Linked DNA regions of Homo sapiens: regions 1 and 2 are each linked to region 3. Evidence: chromatin contacts called from ENCODE Hi-C or POLR2A ChIA-PET data. All regions are on one chromosome and are shown on one strand. Each heading gives the region's core, a stretch centred on a gene start or an enhancer-like site at or near the end of the contact. The rest is flanking DNA. Distances are from core to core; before and after follow the strand shown. Region 1 overlaps VAV3 (vav guanine nucleotide exchange factor 3). Region 2 holds the start of SARS1 (seryl-tRNA synthetase 1). Region 3 holds the start of EEIG2 (EEIG family member 2).

Evidence for each region. Hi-C counts contacts between places; a loop is a spot of excess contacts on that map. ChIA-PET counts read pairs that join two places held with the same protein, here RNA polymerase II (POLR2A). Pooled maps may share reads with other maps.
Region 1: a pooled map shows a loop between it and region 3 (16-fold over the local background). The contact joins the enhancer-like site here to the promoter of EEIG2 in region 3. A Hi-C loop is called at or near these places in 6 of 37 single-sample maps with no recorded cell type and 9 of 50 pooled maps.
Region 2: a pooled map shows a loop between it and region 3 (7-fold over the local background). The contact joins the promoter of SARS1 here to the promoter of EEIG2 in region 3. A Hi-C loop is called at or near these places in 6 of 50 pooled maps. POLR2A ChIA-PET finds 5 or more read pairs at or near these places in 2 of 52 experiments (CD4-positive, alpha-beta T cell and WTC11).

The regions. Positions count from the first base shown.
Region 1 is chr1:107,934,241-107,936,976 of GRCh38, reverse strand. The region is part of intron 1 of VAV3 (vav guanine nucleotide exchange factor 3); the gene reads left to right. Among named protein-coding and RNA genes, the nearest start is that of VAV3-AS1, 29 kb to the left of the region's middle. RefSeq lists an enhancer at 165-701. Within about 2 kb of position 1,321, at least 15 of the 41 ENCODE cell types and tissues checked have a DNase peak (open chromatin) inside an H3K27ac peak, as active enhancers do.
Region 2 is chr1:109,212,506-109,215,470 of GRCh38, reverse strand. It overlaps SARS1 (seryl-tRNA synthetase 1), which reads right to left and starts at 1,553. Exons shown (of 11, transcript NM_006513.4): 1 at 1,343-1,553. The coding sequence starts at 1,478. RefSeq lists an enhancer at 1,130-1,489 and a silencer at 1,540-1,759.
Region 3 is chr1:108,558,256-108,561,361 of GRCh38, reverse strand. EEIG2 (EEIG family member 2) reads right to left here and starts at 1,262. Exons shown (of 11, transcript NM_001010883.3): 1 at 797-1,262. The coding sequence starts at 933. RefSeq lists enhancers at 59-108, 572-671 and a silencer at 1,062-1,601.

The sequences.
Region 1 (2,736 bases), core at 72-2,571, 620 kb after region 3:
TGGAAATCTGACCGGCAGCATTGAGAAGTAAGTAAAAGGGGTGCCCTCTCAGATGTCCCTTCCTTTTAAGGAATGATGTGTATCAAATCACAAGATCGGTCGGGGAAGGAGCAGCGTGACACAGGTGTATCTTTTCTGTGGTTTGCGATGAGGCATAAGTGCATAAATTCCAACCAGGAAAGGAAGTGCAGGGAATTCTACTCTCAGGACATCCTTATGGTCCTGACAACTTCTTTGGCAATGTCAGCAGCCCTTGGCATTTTGTCATGCATTCTTCTCCAACTTGAAATTCAGGCTTAGTGCATGCAGTATGCCACAGTCAGGCTTGTGGCTACTCCAGGAGGGGAGCTGTGACTCATTCTTGAGTCACTTGGCCAGCTTTGGTTTCAATTAAGCAAATGAATGAAAACAATTAAAAACAGAAGTTGCCGACTAAGGCTAATAAAAGGGCAGCAGTAATTTTTGTCTACTGTCACTGTTGTTTCTCTAGATTGTCATATCTTTAAAAACTCGGTAAGACAAATCTGTTAGTGTTTGATTTTAGATTTCTTGTTTATAATCTAAAAATCAGACCCAGAATCTGATTTACCTTTTTGGTTCTAATCTAGTTATATTGTAATTCTAACACTATGCACAACTAATTTATATATTAAATATAGAATTTTTCATTGGCTAAATGCACTTTCCTCAAATTTGTAAGAGGTTTTCCACTATTCAAAAGTGTTACATGTTGCATTAAGTCATTGTTGATTATTCAAATTATTTTCAGATTTATTTTCCAAGTACTAAAAAAAATTGTGGGTGTATTTTCAGGATGTTTTATCTATCAATTCATATTTTTGAGCCCCTCCTCTCCCTTCTCAATTCACATTTTAAAAATTATTAGTTCATCAAATCTAGGAACTGTAATAATGTCCTACGTTTACTTTTCTCCCCAAATCATAAAATTTCAGTAAAGTTTCCAAAAGGGGCATAAATGTGTCCTCATCTCTCACACACTGAAAAGCAAAATTCTTCAACTGATGGGGTATTTTCACCTCTTTGATGTCTGTGTGCCTCTGTCATCGGTGTAGTTCAGAGCCTTATCTCCCTTCCATTAGACCATCACCTGATATACCATGGTTTCTTTCATCTCCTTGTCATTGTAATAGGAACACCTTTCCCTTTGCTGGTTAACTCCTATTTCTCTGCAAAATACAGCATAGGTAATGGCCTTGGTTGGCCTGTCTGTTTTTGGTGCCTCTCCTGTGTGCCTCCCTAGCACTTCCCCTTTGTCATGGTGCACACCACTGCACCCTATTGTCCCTTTGCCTCTGCCTACCTTGCTGTGAACTTATTCAGGTCACGGATGGTTTCTTACTCATTTCTGTAACTGCAATGAGTAAGTGAGTGAATGAAATGTTCATCCTCATTCTGATGGGGAAACTTATTTCTAATTTTAGGGACTGAGGACCAAATTTGTGTATTTGTCAGACCTGGCTTTTCATTTTCTCCAACCACTGAACATTTCAGTGCTCGTAACACTGTAGGAGAGAGTAGACCCTGTGGTCTCTGTGCAGTAGGTGCTGCTGCTCCTTTCTTCCTGGAGAATTATATATTTACTTCTTTGATATACCTTATCACTGTGAATTTTATTTGCTGACTGGCAGTGTAAACTCTGGCTTTCTAGAGGTTTATCTTAGGAAGAACTCAATATTTATTCACTTGAATGAAATCAAATAACATTTGGCTTAATTGCTTTAAAATGAAGGAATAATTAGAAGCAACTGCTTTGCTTTGGAGAACTGTAGGAAACTGTAATCTTACAGCTGTAATTGCCCCCAAATGGAGAAGACCTTAGGAATTTATGTTGAAAGTAGAACACTGCCAATTGTTCTCATTGGCAAATTGGCTGATATGAATGTTTGCCAACCGGAAACTTGCCCCATCAGTTCGCGTAATCTGTGGGAGGTGAATATATTTTATGAAGAAAAGTGATAGAGGGAAATTAGAGGCTATTGTTACTAGTGTGTGATGGGTTCATGTACTACCAACTCTTCTCCTCAAAGCTGCAGATAGCCTGGTCGTGCAAGAATTTGTTTCTTGTAGCACGTCTCCTCTCATTTGCCTCGCTGTGCCGCTATATTTTGTTTAGCATGTGCTTTTCTCTTAATAACAACACAGTGATTCACAAAATTCCCCAGAGTGTGTGTTCAGTCTGAAATTTTCTGAATGTGATATTTGAAAATGCTAAATACAGCATATAATTAAAATTTCAGTGGTTAAGTTTTCATCATAACTTATTTTTGGAACTAAGAGTTTCCTTTTCGAGACTTTTGATGTGTAAGAAGGGTACAGTTTTTAACAGAGCTACCTGTGTTTGTTAGAACTATACTTTTTTGGTTAGAACTATACTTTTCATAGGAGCCGTTCCTCCTGGAGACACATCTTTGTCTGAAATATTTAGGAATTCTTAAGTAATTGTTGCTAATACTCATCTTAGTTAAATGGCTTAAAAAACAATTCCACATATGAAGGATGCACACACACATACACATAGCCTGTTTTGTTCTGTTTCTGTTTTCACAGGAAGAAAAAGAGTGGCAAAATATATCTTCTGCTCTGTTCTAAGGGTTTTGGTCCAGATCACAAGTCTCAGGATTCTTAGCAGCAGAAGAGTTTATGATTCTAAGTAGAGGTGCATCTGTTTCTTGTTGTAATATTAATAGATGACATCCAGGAAAGTCTTGGGTTTTG
Region 2 (2,965 bases), core at 304-2,803, 650 kb before region 3:
ATCCTTGTCCCTGAAGAACTCACCACCTATCTACTTTTCAGATAAGGGACAAATCCCTCAGATGTGGACATTATACCCAAAAGACTAGCTAACACATTCAAAGTCATTTAGCACTGGCTAAGGGCTGGACTGACACAAAAATCTGATACTCCTGACTTCAGATTCAGTAGAACAGTGCTCAGGCTAGTTTTATCCTAAACAAAAAATGTGGCAAAATTAAATTCCATTGCAACTCGAAACTTCAGGTCAAGTGTGGAATCTCACAATCAAACAAACTACTACAATAGAGGGCCTAAGACATAGAATCAGCACAAAACTCAAGTTAAACAAATATTCTTTTGACATCCAAGATCCTTATAAACAGGAGAAAATCAATTTTCCTAATAGAAATCCATCACACTCTTGGATAGTGGCTGCCTTTGCAGTGTACTGTCATCGACCTAGCTCCCAGATGGTTGCAGACCTATTGCATCAGACAAATCAAATCACAAGTACTTGACAGCATCCGCCCAACCAGCGACCACTCCAGTTAATACAGGCAGAGATTTATGGGCAGATGGTTCTATGGTTTTATTCGGCTTCATGATAGATGCCCGATATGACTCCAAGATCCGGCAGTTCCAGGTTCTAGCCCAACTCTGCCAATGTCTTTAAAGGAAAACGTCCACAAATCACAATTAAACAGCTTCAGTCATTACAATCTTTTGCTCGCCTCCTCACTCCCCTCGCGTTTGATCTACCACGGAAAAGACTTTTCTAATTCTTAAAGGTATGCCCATAGGTCGGGGGATGGCCTTCCGAAAAGCTTCAGGGTCATTTATTTTGGCCAAGAGCGGCCTCCAACGCCCCGAAATGCTTCCGATACCGAAGGAATGAATCTACTGTGTTGCAGAAGTGACGCAGTCTCAGGAGAAGCCTTTGATCCTATCAAAACAAAGGAAAACCACTCTGGCCTTGCTGAAGATGAGAAAAAGACTGGGGGGGACCAAAGATTCGTGTTAGGAAAGCCGCGTAGACCCCACAACCTCCCGCCCCGGCATGTTCTGGCAACCCCTGGGGCAGGAAGGCTTGACAGCTCCCGATGCGCGTGCGTACGCACACTGGCAGCGAACGGCACTGAGCACGCGTGGAAGGGACCTCGCTCCGCCCGGGTGGAGGAGAAAGTGGGATGACCCCGGCGACCAGGCTGTGTTTTCGGGGATGGGGAGAACCTCGGAGCCACCGCACCCTGGGAGGGGGTCTGACGAAGGGTGGAAGCTGTGGCCTCAGGAGCGGTGGCTGGATTTGAGAGAGAAAATTGGGTTTAGCATCAAGGAGGTAACCCGCCCGTCCCGGTACTTACATCGTCGCCACTCGCTGTCTGCCTTCACCAGCTGGTCCACTAGTCCCGGGTCCTTGAAGCGCTTCTCCTGCGTCTCTCGGATGAGGGCTGGGTCCCCTCCTTTATCCACCCGAAACAAATCCAGATCCAGCACCATCTTCTTTCCTCCCGGGCCAACGCTCAGGGAAGCAAGGATCGCGCCGCAGCACTCAGCCTGTGACCGCCGCACTGCGCCGGCGCGCTGACCCGCCCTTCCTGCGCAGGCGCAGCTGGAGCCCGCAGGCGACCCTCCCCGCGACCGGAAGCGGCTGGTTGGAGGCGGGGCCGCGGAGGGAGGGGAGGGGAGAGTGGGTGGGCGTGGGACTATACCTCTGGTTCCTGCTCCCCAGCTCTGCTACAGTCTGCAGGAACTGTGATCGCCACATAAAAGTGTGAATGCCTCAGTTTCCTACTCCTGTCTCAGGCTAGGCAGAGGCCTGTCCCCTCATCCCTAGCTTAGAGGCCGGGGCCTTCACCAGGTGCCCGTTTTCCTCTCACTAGGTTGGGTTCTTCCACTGGGCTCTTTCCCTGAACCTCGGCCGTCTTCTCCATCTTGATACAAGAGGATGGCATATTTAGTCCCAGGGCTACCTCAGCTTAAGATTCCTGCTCTCGTGCCTTAGAAATGGTATACCTTTATTAATCTGATTATTGGATAAACCAAATTGTCACTTTACCAACTCTTAAGAGCACAGCTTTGGGAAAGTGCGGTTGTCTTTTAGAGAGAGACGAGAGAAAACTTTTCCAAAGGGACATTAAGCAGATTTGAACGCCGTATAAGGTGTTGAGGTCATGTCTTGGGTCAATTTGAAAGCGTCTTGAAGAACGGTTTGTATCATACTTTGATTTTATAATGTTCAGACCTTTAAATGAAATATTCTAGTTGCCGAGTGAAGCCAAAGTTATCAAAGAATCTCCCTGATAACAAGAGATTATTTGAAGGATTTGGGAACAGGTGATCTCCTCCCCCACCCCCACCCCCAATCCTTCCACTCTGCAGAAACTTTAAAGCCTCACTTCCAATGCCTTCTCGAAGCTAGATGTGCTAAGACCTTCTTGATCTTATACCGCCGTCATGGACTCCTGAGATGAGGGTGTGACATAGCTAACTATCATATTATTTATTTATAATATGAAATATATTTGGGCTTTGTCCCTGGTTCCTGACACAGCCCCTAAAACCCTTGAATTTCCTGGGTTATACGTAATGGGTCTCTTTGATAACACCTGAGTTTATAATAAGGAGGTGATTTAGGATGGGGGCCCTAGATAACCTTAGGATGGGGCCAGTCACCAGAGAGACCAAGTGATTGGAGGATTGGAACTTTCATCCCCACCCTTCAACCTCCAGGAAAGGGGGAGGGGAGGAGCTGGACATCAAACTCTATAAACGCTCGAACAACAAGAGTTGATGAGCTTCAGGGTTGTTGAACATGTGGAGATGCCAGGAGGGTGTCTTGCCCAGAAAGGTTATGGAAGCTCTGCACCCCTGACACCTTGCCCTATCCATCTCTTCATCTGGCTGTTCATTTGTACCCTTTGTACTATCCTTTATAATAAACTGGTAAATGTTTCCTTGAGGTCTGTGAGCCTTCTCAGCAAATT
Region 3 (3,106 bases), core at 13-2,512:
AAGCACCTTAGGGTACATCTGTCAACCTGTGAGTAGCTCTGAAATTACTCAAGAAACACTGCCACACCTATTATTAATGCCACACCTATTATTTAATAGCTTCATTCTGTAACCTGCTAATGCCTCTCTCTGGGAGTGCCCAGGGGCTCATTTTAAAATGAGGGCAGGGCCTGGGCTCCCCATCTGGCTCTAAGCCCTCCCACAAGGAGACCTACTAGTGGCCACTTCAAGACTAATTCATCCAGCATTAGCGCCTAACTGGAGACGCCGCTCTCTGATGAGGCACAGACCGTTGTCTCGTCTGCCAGGAGCACTTGACTCAAGTCAAGCCTGGCCAGGCCTACCCCAGCCTCAGAGTGGGTGGCCAAGTCCCCTTGTAATCTACAAGGGAGAAGGAATTGTGCTAAGCACAGGTTTCTGTTCAGAGCTGGGCTCTTGGAACTCCTGCAGTTTGGGTTATTTTAGTTTTTAACAGCTCAAGTTCTACTTTGCATTTCACAAATATGGAAATGTCTTAAGAGAAAACAGAAGCATCCTCCCTCTCTGGCCATTGCTCCCATTCCTAGAGGATTTGGGAGGGAAGAGCAGATACCAGGCACCATCTGGAGTCAGGAGCGCAGGAACCAAGGCCAGCTGAGAAGAACCCATTTGCAAAGCACTTTGCAGATCAATAAATTCGACTGATTTTAGAGCGGTCCCTAGGGAAAGGCGAGCAAATGGGCCAAGGAGAGATGCTGCCCATCCAACAAGCCCTGGCCAAGCAGAAAGGGGCGAGGCGGCGCGGGAGGCGAGTTACCTGGAGGACTCGGCGGTGAAGCTGCCGCCGTCCAGCAGCCGCATCTTGCAGAAGAGGACCCCATTGACGAAGGGCACTGAGGAGAGCTCCTCGAGCTCGAAGTCCACCTTAAACTTAAACTTCTTCTTCTTCATCATCGTGAGAGCCAGGCGCCTGCAAGCTGGGCGCACGGCCGGGCGCCGCCGCCTCAGCTTGGCCGAGCCCCGGATCAGCCCAGCCCCATGGCCGGGGCCGCGAGCTGTGCGCGGGGGCGCGGCCGGGGGGCGCCGCAGGCCGGCCGCGGCCGGGGCCGCTGCCGCCGCCTCTCGCGGCAGCCTGGGCCGGAACGCGGCGGCAGCTGCGGCGCGGACCCCGACCGCCCGCGGGGAGCGGTCGTGCTGCAGCTCGCCCGGGGAGGTGAGCGCCCTTTTGGTGCTCAGCTCGCCGCCGCCGCCGCCGCCGCCTCCGCCGCCGCTGCCGCCCGTCTGGGAGTCGGGAGAGGCGAGGCTCGAGGAACCGCCGCCTCAGCGCCTCGGGGGTCGGGGGCGCCCCCAGCGGCCGCGGCCTGCAGCGCACGGCGGGGCGGAAGCCGGAGGGAGGGCGGGGACTTTGTGGGCGGGCGCGGGCTTGGCCGCGGACTCTAACCCGCGACGGCAGTTAGCACGTCACGCCTTTCTGGGGTTAAAAAAAGACAAACCCGACAGAGAAAGCTTCCTTCTACCGCTTCCTCTCCGCCTTTCTTTTCAGTTTTTGCACCGCCTCCTTTCTCCCCCACCCCCTCCAGTGGTTTCTTTCCTTTGGGTTTGAGAGCCATGGGTTAATAGAGGCAATTAAAATCTCAGCGTTGTTTTGGTCAAATTGAAATCCTAAAACTAAAATTTCCGTTAGGTACTCTAAATTCACGAGCCTTCAAATATAAAAGGAAGATAAGGTAGGAAAAAGGAAAATGATGTGCTGAGGGACTATCAAGGGCCCAGGCACCGTACTGCTGCAGGCGCTTTCTCTGGGGTATAGCTTATCTAGTTCCTGTCACCCAGGACAAAAGATAAAAGAGCAAAGAAGCAGTTAAAATAATACCCTCCCTTTAAAAATTTGTCTGTCTATACTGAGAACTGAAATGCTTAAAATCAAATTCTGCAGGCAGTCTGGCATGGCTACGCTGTAATCCCAGCTACTCGGGAGGCTGAGGAGGGAGGTTAGCCTGAGCCGGGGAAGCGGAGCTTGCAATGATCGGAGATCGCGCCACTGCACTCTAGCCTGGGCAACAGAACAAGCCCCTGTCTTAAAAACAAAACAAAATCTTCAGAGCAGGCTTAAAAAAAAATCTCCCTAGGGGAATAACAATTACCTGCCTTCTGTAATCATGCATGTATTGTTACAATGAATGTTACAAAGTTGGTTACGTGATGTTCATGTTTTTAAACTGAGTTATTGTCATTTTCACTCAGATTCTGCCACAGTAATTCTGAAAGGGTTTAATTGAAAATATTTTCTTTCTCAGTTTACTCGTTTACTCATTCATTCATATAAAAAAATTGCTTAAAATGTCAATCATCGGCTAGACCCCATAACCAAAAGCCAATAACTGCCCTCAAGAATTTTACAATCTAGTGAGGAAGACATGTTTAGACAGGTCATTAAAAAAACACAACCTAGCACCAAGCTATGTAGAACTCAGAGAAGCAATTAATTGAAGTTAATCAGTTTTCTGAATTTCAAAGGATGAAAATGATTTGGGACAAAGTGGGGTAAGTTGTTCTAGGAGAAATAAATTAAAAAAAAAAAAAGATTCAGAGGCAGGTTCGGGGGTGGGGATTTGGTAATGGATAAAGCTTCTTACCCTGCAGGACAGGGGGCAAAGACAGTGAGATGCATTTGGGGACTTTGAGATTTGTCATTTAGAGCACTGGATGAATGTTAATTTCATTGACTGAACATTGAAAGCAAGAGGAGGGCAGGTTGGGAATGGAAGAGATAATGAGTCTTTATGGGATCTGCTTGCAGTACATCTAGGGAGAGAGAGGCAGCCTTAGCTCATAAAAATGCATTGGCAATTGAAAATATACATTTGGGAATTGAGGTAATCGCTGATGGCTGAAGCCCAAAAGGTGGATAAGGATGAGTTACTCTGAAGAATATTTAAAGGGTAGGCAAAGAGGAGATCGTGAAGGTGCCTAAGAACAAGCAGTCAAGAGAAAAAGGAGATGAAGAAAGAGATGGCCTGGAAGCCCAGACGGTTTTAATCATGTAACATTCGTAGTTACAAAGTTCTATTGTGTGCCAGGCACTATGCTGGGTACTAGAGATGCAAATGAATAAGACATAGGGGCT